2 separate regions of the Homo sapiens genome follow, and region 2 is linked to region 1. A link is an interaction called in ENCODE POLR2A ChIA-PET data of the cell type or tissue named here. Cell type or tissue: IMR-90. All regions are shown on one strand. Each heading gives the region's core, and the rest is flanking DNA. Links, peaks and the distances in the headings are about the cores only.

Region 1 (4,391 bases), core at 72-4,071:
AAGACAGAGAAATAAGTGGTGGAAGGCGTGAGTGGTGGGGGAGGGGACCGGGCGCTGGAGAGAGGCAGAGAGGATGGATACCGGAATGCAGGCGGCCTGGGGAGGGAGGGAGGCTCACATGTGCGAGAGAGAGAGAGAGAGAGACAATGATGTCAGCATTTCCTTCTGGATTGGTCACGTGGTCCTTGCCAGGTAAACAGACTGGAAATAGACTCCATAAAGGCAGTGCCTGCCGAGGGAGGGCGGGAGACGAATCCCGCTTCACCCTTTCCTCTCTGCTGCGTCCTCGGCAAGCAGGTTTTCACGTCTGCGACAAGGTGGTCTCAGAGTGGAATTGCATTCTTACAAGTCAAGGAATATGATTCGGAGAGGAAAAGCTATTCGCTTTTATAATTAGCTCAAGGGGTTTGGAAACATTTTGATTAAAAAAAAATAATAGAGGTGGGGACAAATGTGAATCTAAGCTCAGATGCTATGAGTGTCTTGGGCCAGGGATAGCTTATCTTTGTGTCTTCTTTGGAAGGGGCTCAGATGGATCTAGATTAAGGATGAATTGCACGGCCGCAGTTTAGAGTGAAAGGATCAGATGCAATAATTATCAACATTAGGAAACAGAAAATGCTAACAGATTCAATGAGAATACATTAAAAGAGTTTGATACAGTTCAGTGTGTGACCCTGGTGCCCCAGGAAGGAATGGAGACCCCACAACAGAAAAGAAGTTGAAAAAAGGTACAATGACTTTCAAGCAGTGTTCTTTAAAAATGGTATGAAAGGATTCTCAAGCAAAACATGGCAGGAGTTCGGGGCACTTTAAAATGGGAAAGGGACCTCTGGAAACTTTATCTGAAAGCAAACTGAATGAAGCAGGTAATTTTTCCACCTGGAAAGCTCTAGAATCCAAAATGGTAGTGGGAGGAAGAAGTGTATGGATCTTTCTTCAAATGCCTGGAAATAAGGCTTTTGCGTCCATGATGAAATATCTCATTTAGATCACTCTTCGAACAATTTTGGATTGACAGGATATACCATTATGACCAGTTATTTTCTGACCGGGTGGAAATTTGGCCAAAGCCCGTGGGAAGTGGAGTGACCAACTCAGTTTTTCAGAAATGAGTGGGTTCCTAAGATGCAGTTTTAAATGTGGGACAGTCTTAGGTAAACTGGGACCAGTTGGTCACCTTAGTGGGAAGCTAGGAGTCCTAGTCTAGTCTTCATGAATATAATGAGACAATTCACCCCTTCCCCTTCTCTACCCACCAAAAAATAAAACAAAACCACCTTTCATTCTGTTTTTCTCTCATTTCTTATTCTCTCCCTCATTTCTTTTGCTTAATCTTCCCTGATCAGTTTATAGCACTGCATGGCTAATTTGGGTGTGCACGATTCTGTAGACGGACACGTGAGCTGGCAGAATATAGCTAAACTGAACAGTTGGCTTTAGTTGCACCTGGGAAAAAGGAGGGGAAAAAACAAGTGTGCATCATTGCTTCTTCTTTTGCTTCCCCCCTGCCACCCGCTTAACATCCCTTATTGGGGGAGAGGGTGAGAGGCCAGTCAGTATGCACAAGTGTACTTTCAGCCCTCGGGTTAAAAGACAGATATTTGATACCCCTCTCTGTTAACAAAATACGTCACTCTCAAGACTCCCAGCCCAGAGTTATTTTTGCAGCATTATGTAATTGGATTGCCTAGTCAGAAGTACTTCCTTAACAAGGCTTTCAGCAACCTCTCCGTGTGGGCCTGGCCAGTCCTGCCCAGTTACACACACTCATACTTGGGCAGCATCAGTCAGAGTCAACCCAGCCGAGCACGGCGAGGAGTGATCAGCCCATACCACTGGACTGACCACCCTTCCCCCTTGTGCAGTTGCGCCCAAAGGGGTGGTCAGTACCCGCAGTGCGCATGGAGGCCAGAGTTGGTGGACGACCATCAGGTGGCCAAACCTCAATATTGGCAAAGCAGGCATCATCTTTGTTTCAAGGGAGCTGTGGAGCTGCCCCACCCACAGCCTTCCCTACCTTAGGGCCTGCAAGTGGAGCACTCAAGTGACCAGGAGTTCCCAAGGGGCCTGCCTTTGGATGTCTGTCTCTGCCTGCTCTTATTCCCTGTCTACTGGATTTCCTCATATTTTTTCATGAGCAGTTGGTCATCTGATCATCCCTTCCTGTTAGCCCTGCTGACTCACAGAAGTAAGGAACTTGTCTGAGCTTCAGACACAGTCAGAAAATTTACAAAGAAAAACAAAAAGGCCTGGTATGAACTTCCCTAGTATGGCCAGCCGAGGCTGGAAAACCAAGGGGCACACCAGGCAATTGTTACATGGGTTCCAACCCTGTAATCCTAGGATTTTGTTGATATTTCTCTATTGCATTGTCCCTTTTGGCCTTTTTCCCTTTAGTGAATAACATGGGGGACCATGCCCATCAGTGACTTGTCTCTTAGTCTTGAATCTAGCCCTGAATCCATACAAAACCAGAGCACCCTTCCGGGAATATTTTTATTTCCTGCGCCTCAGCCCATCTGCCCTACACATCTATCTTTTCTCATCCCTTGGGTCCCCTGATTCTACTGACCTTGATGAGAGGCAACTGGTGTAATAGAAATAGCTTTAAAGCCTGACAGGCCCAGGTTCAAATTCAAGCTGAGCCACTTAATAGCTGTGTGACCTTAAGTGAGTGACTTAACCTCTCTGAATCTGGTATTCCTCATCTATAAGATGGGACTAATAATACCAGTTTCCCAGGGTTGCTGGGAGAACTGAATGCAATTATTTGGAAAGTGCCTGGCAGGGAGCTAAGGCAAGGTAGGTGCTCAGCAAATGTGGGCTCTCTAGGGAGGTAGGAAAAGAGCCACCTTCCCTTGCTCCTGAGAGCTGAACTGCATTCTCTTTACCATCTATCTCCTACTGGAATATACTTTTTAGGGGTGCTAAATTGAACCTTACCATCATTTGGTGGTGGGTTGGGGGAGGGGCCCTTGGTCCGTGGAATAGAGACTCCCTTGGCTATTCCTTTGGGGGAAGCTTTCCACCTGACAATCCCCCGCCTGCCTCCTTACAGCCAGCGTCTCTCTGCAGACCCCTCCAAGGCTGGGCACTAAATTCAGTGTATTAGCCTTGGTTTTATCTGTGCCAAGCTGCAGGGGCCACTGAGTGCTCTGTGCAAAGGGACAAGGGATGAATGCAGTTTCTCCAAAGTGTCCACCTGTGTGAACCGTGCATCTTTGTTGCAAAGGTGGGTCCATTCCAACTGCACAGCAGGAACTAGTTGGGACCCACAGGGCAGGATCCCAGGGACAAACTGAGGTCTCAACCAGCCACAGGCAAAATAATGGGGGAGACCAGGAAGGAGAGGTTCCCTGAAGATGAGGGGCAGGGACAAGCCAGCACCCAGGGGCTCCTTCGCTGAAGTTCACAAATGCCAAGAGCCGTGATGTGAACTGTACCTGGAGGGGCCAGGCTGGGGTGGAGGAGCGCCCGTGGCAGCGCGCACCACTGTTCCAGTTGGCAGGAAGCCCTTCCCTGAAGACTGTAAGTTTAACCTTTAGCATTCAACTGTCGGGGCTTAAGTGTCGTTATGAGCAATTCTTCCTGCTGCAGCGTTCCCAGGCTGCGGAAAGAGGGGTCGGCTCAAATCTGCCCGCTTTCTTTTTTCTTCCCAGACAGAATGAGAGGGAGGGAGACGTGCAGCACCAAACACGCAGGCACAGGCACCCCTCCAGACGGCCCTTCGCTAACTCCACACACCCACTCCCGCCTCCTTGGCGGGCCCGGTTTCTGGTCTGCCTTGGAGGCGAGCAGGGCCCCGGGGGTTCTCCACTCCCAGCTCTTGCACCTGGGGCTGAGGGGTGCAGAGGCGCCTTCCCTCCCCAGGCCTTGGCTGGAAGGGGCTCCTGGGGACATAGGGGTCCAGCGTCCTCCTGCAGTTGGGTTCAGGGTCCCCATCTCAGTGCTCTCACCTCCGTATCCCGCGGGGCTGGGGGGAGGAGGGCGCATCTGTGGCCCTAAAGAGACTAGGCAGCCCGGCGAGAACGGCGGAAAGAGAAGGGAACCACCAGCAGTCCCGGGTGCGGAGTTAGGGTGACGGGGAGGCAGGCACGGGGCCTGGGCGGCGTGGGCCCTGGGCGCGAGGTGCGCCCCTCGCCGCGCCCTCTCCTTTCCAGACCACTGCTGGGGCGGTCCCCCGGGCCTCGTGGCTTTTCTGGGCATCCGCAGGGGCATAATGGGGTGATCGAATTGCTCCGCCCGGGCCTGTTTCCCCGCCCATCCGAGGGGCCGTTGGGCCATGCCCTACGTGCACCTGTGAGGGGCGCCTGGGTCCCAGTGCGGCGACTCTGCACTGGCCTAAGCGCCTCAGCCGGTGTCTCCGGGGAGCCGGAGGGCCCGAGGCT
Region 2 (4,391 bases), core at 125-4,124, 150 kb before region 1:
ATAGCCCTATTGTGAGGCTGTGAGAGAAACAACCTTTAATCCTTGCAAAGCCCAATAATATTATGTATATTGACTGAAACCCCGTGGAGTGGGCCTGACGGGGTTTTTTCATTACCAGGGTACATTGTAACCTAGCTACCTTTGAAAAGTAACCAACATCGAGAGGCACTTGACATTTGCAAAGTATTATGGGTGTCCTCTCTATGTCTTCTCAAGTTCCCAAATTTACAATGGTCTTAATTTAAAAGTTAAGCCAGGGGATCAATTGCTTAGTGTAGGGCCAGGCTGCCCTTTTTAAAACAAAACAAAAAATACCAAACCCCTGTGGGCCAGTGTGACCTGACTTCCTTATTTGACTCAGATTTTGGTGGGTTGCATGTTGCCTTGTGTTGAATTTCAAAGGAAGGTGTCTGAACTCAAATCGGACGGTCATGTTCCACTTCTCCAGGTGTTGCTGAGGCATACGAAGGCTGCAGCAGCTGGTAATGAGTTGGTGAAAATGAAAAAGGAACATAAGTAGCTTCTTTAGCAAATCCCCTGGAAATGACATGGAGCCTTGAGGATCGATAACATCGACCCATCTGAGGGCTACAGCCCTGCTCCCTCTGACTCATCTGTAACAGTCACAGCCCAGGGAAAACAGCAACATTATTACGGGCAAAACTATGACCAAATCAACTGGGAAAATCAAACTTCAGCCTGCTTTCAGCTCACTCTATTTGGGCAATGGCAGTGGGTCAACATTAGAGCAAGGATCAGGCTGAAATCCTAAGGGAGAACTTAAGTGGACCACGGCCATGCTTTCGGAACATGTCTTTACGACCTTCAGGGATATTTGCACCACTATCTGTCTCCTACTGAAACCCAGACCGTTGTTCAGGAAGCTGAACTCCTGAATTAGAAAATTAGAGGAAGGGGAGACAGAGTCCTAGTTACTTTTTTGAAAGTGTTCAGATAATATTTGAGTCCTTTTTTTTTTTCTTTTTCTTTTTTGCGATGGACTCTTGCTCGGTCACCCAGGCTGGAGTGCAGTGGCGCGATCTCAGCTCACCGCAAGCTCAGCCTCCTGAGTTCAGGCCATTCTCTCGCCTCAGCCTCCTGAGTAGCTGGGACAATATTTGTGTCTTTTGTAGTCAAATGATCTATCAGTGTTTCCTATCAAAATCAGGCAGGCTGTAATCATTGCTAAGTAAATTCAGTTTGTTTACCATAGGTTCATGCTGAGACTACAAAGATGAATGAGTTGACTCTTGACTTTGGAGTTCACAGTCTTTTGAGGGAGATGGATATAATACTAGCGATATCCAGTTTGACAAGTACTGTTGCAGCAGATCACTGGTGGACTCTGGAAACCCAGAGGACGGGAACCAATTCAGTTGGGGAAGGATTTGCAGAGAAACTGATGCTTAAACTAGAGCTGGATTGCTGGGGACCTTGAATGACATGGCACAGAGTTTGGACTTGACCTGTAAGCAGCAAGAAGCCACAAATCAAGGGACTAACATAATCCCATGGCAGTTTTGGAAAGATAACTTAGGTGGCAAGTGTATCTGTCAGCGACTGCCACAATAATGCTGTGTAACAAAGCTTCCCGAAACTTAGCATCTTAAAACAGTAAGCATTTATTTTTCCCTTGTGTATCTATAGGCCTGCTTTGGTTCTTCTGTGCTTGACTGGAATCAGCTGAGCTTGACTCCACATTGCAAGATGGGTTCAAGTTAGTTGTGCTTTCTCATTCTTCTCAGATCAATCACTATCTAGATCATATCATTCTCATGTGAGATCATCTGAGTATAAAAGCATGAACAGAAATATGCAGTGTTTCTTGAGGTCTCCATGTAGACCCAGCATACACATACACACGCACACACACACACGTCCATGCACACACACACACCTCTCTCTCCCCATTAGCCAAGTCAAGTCATGTGATTGAGCAACAGACCAACACAATGAGGAAATAAGTTCCACCTTTAATGCAAAGAACCACAAAGTCACAGGCAAAATGTGTAATGAATAATTCTTATACACAGAGGACATGATCAGTTGTGAACAGTGATTCATTCAGCATCGGGGGGAGGACAAGCTAGGGGTGGAGAAAACACAGCAGTTTGTGATACGTTGAGTATGGGGCCATGTCAAACAGAAGGAAACAATCCATTGAGCAACACAGAGAACTCTTCTGAAACTGCAGGGTCCTACCAAGTTGGCCTCACTCATATATTTAGAACAGGGAGAAAACTCCAGATAGAACATTATTAAATGGCTGGTTGAAACATTTAGGAACTCCCAGTTGAATTATAGTCTTGGCAGCAGCTGCCTTTCAGACCCATCTGGTTTGAATTGGCAAAACTGCAGCTGTGCTTTTTGGTATGGGTGAGCCTTTCTTTTGAGTAATGGGCCTGCATGGAAGGGGTGGAGAAAGGATGAAGCCATTGTCATGAAAAATGGGTAGAGAGAACAACATAGCTACTACTGTTTTGCTTTGTAACATGGAAGTAGGCCTGTGGTTCTGGGCTGGAGGACAGATTCTTGCAGGATTACTGGGTCTCCTCGGCTTCTCTAGAGCTGTCATACCCAGTAGATGCTGTCACATCACATACTTTGGTTATGAATTGGTTGTTTTGCTTTTATGGGACTGGTATAATTAGTTTCACATTTTTAATTTATAGCATCAGCTAAGCTTTTTAATCCGTTATTTATGGCAAAGAACTAAGAACTAAATTGCCCCCTGCCCCCTCTACAGAAAGCATTGCAGTTCCATACTTTGTAATCAGTTGTTTGGCTAAGCCTTGTGGCCTTCTTAAAGGAAAAGTTTTCCCACAGAGGAGTTGGTGTGGTTTCTTTGGATTTCTTCACCCTGAATCCTGGAAACCCTGAACAACAGAAAAAAAAAAAAAAAAAAAAAAAAAGGCCTTCAGCATTTCAATGGAGTAATGTTTCTCCAAAGCCCTGCTTTAGAAGAAAGTGAAGCTGGCAGGGATGAGAAACTCATGCCAGAAAATTTCCATTTGAAGAAAGGCTCTTGTGTTGAGTTGTATTTTCTGTCTTGAGCTTCCCCCCATGTAGTACTCAGGTGTATCATAACTGAAACCACTAAGAGATCTCGAGCACATGGGAAGTGAACTCAGATGTCTGGGATATGTGTGAAGAGGTCAACACCATGAATCAAGGGTCATGAAGATTAGACAAGTGAAGAACGAAGCAGAGGGATAGACTCAGAGAGCATCCTGGTCTATATCTAGTTTATTTAACAGGGCTCTGATGCATCTAGTCTGGTTTGAAAGAACAGCTGGGAGATTTTGGAATCTTCCTCCTTTTTTTTGCAATGAATTGTATTGAAGGCCACACCGTAAGTCACCGAAAAAAAAAATTCACAGTCACACTGTAGGGCTGGAAATACAGGGCACCCCATAGCTCACACTTGGCTCTGTTGCTGAGATGGCATGAGGAGAACGTGGACTGCATCCAGCCTGGTAGCCCCAGTGGGAGCCTGAACTGTGTGTAAGCTACAGTTTAGGCTTTCATCCCGACTTTGACTCTTGGCCCAAGCCCATTTGAGCTGGAGTGTTGAAGGGTTAAAGATGAAGCACTGGGCTGTGCGGAGCAGTTTCTATAGGACAAAGGGGCACACTGACACTGAGCTGGGGTCCTCCCCCTTCCCCCTATCTAGGCTGAGGGGTCTCCGTGTTTACTGGATGTTAAATAAATACCGATTGAATCATATGTTTAATGAGGTGTATCAAACATGTAATAAGATACGTATCTATTAAACAGTTGTGAAATCTTGGTAAATATGTTCTTAATAATAAAGGGTGCAGATGGCTTACAGATTGGAGCGGGGAACAAAGACCAAAGCAGCTTATGGAAGGAATAGGAGAGCCATCTTCTGAAAACTGAGAGGACAGCTGATGTTCAGCCAGAATTTGAGACATGTATCTGCACTCAACTGGAGCAAAAATGGGACCCGGGCCCATAAAGGAGAAAGCCAGAAACTTCAAAACCTCAAGACTAGGAGAAACAGCAACTAAAATTAAAGACAGAAAACATGGCTATTCACAAAAGCATCACCCGTGTTTTAAATACACCTTCAAGTTTCAGCAGTAAGTAGTTCTTATTATCATGCACTTACCCCCTGAATGTCCCCAAACTGCGGGGACCAGCCAAGTATTAGAAAACAAAAGAGTTACATGAGATGTAGGTAAAGGATTATTAACGTGTTTTTCTTTCCCTAAAAAGTGGTAATTATCATATTATATTGCAAAATGCTATTGAAGTTACCTCAGCAAACTACTATTGAAAACCGATCTCTTTCTCCTTGCACATGTGGGTCGAGCTAAGTTCTGGTTAGTTGTGATTGTTTGCCAAATAATTGGTGCTTACAGTTGAGA

What was found. ChIA-PET counts read pairs that join two places held together with the same protein. Peaks named below come from ENCODE experiments on the same cell type or tissue, not always from the same donor. Only the 100,000 strongest peaks of a DNase experiment are listed, where the experiment ranks them.
Region 2: POLR2A ChIA-PET joins it to region 1 with 20 read pairs; 3 of 35 experiments call an interaction of 5 or more read pairs at or near these places.

The regions. Positions count from the first base shown.
Region 1 is chr16:73,066,464-73,070,854 of GRCh38, reverse strand. It overlaps a transcript of ZFHX3 not described here. Among named protein-coding and RNA genes, the nearest start is that of ZFHX3, 21 kb to the right of the region's middle. In IMR-90, for the core only: a CTCF peak has its summit at 2,329; DNase peaks (open chromatin) are centred at 144, 1,674, 2,164 and 3,604; H3K4me3 peaks cover 311 bases; H3K27ac peaks cover 1,963 bases.
Region 2 is chr16:73,213,365-73,217,755 of GRCh38, reverse strand. It overlaps a transcript of ZFHX3 not described here. Among named protein-coding and RNA genes, the nearest start is that of ZFHX3-AS3, 17 kb to the left of the region's middle. In IMR-90, for the core only: no CTCF peak of the experiment used is centred there; DNase peaks (open chromatin) are centred at 2,075 and 2,505; H3K27ac peaks cover 1,796 bases.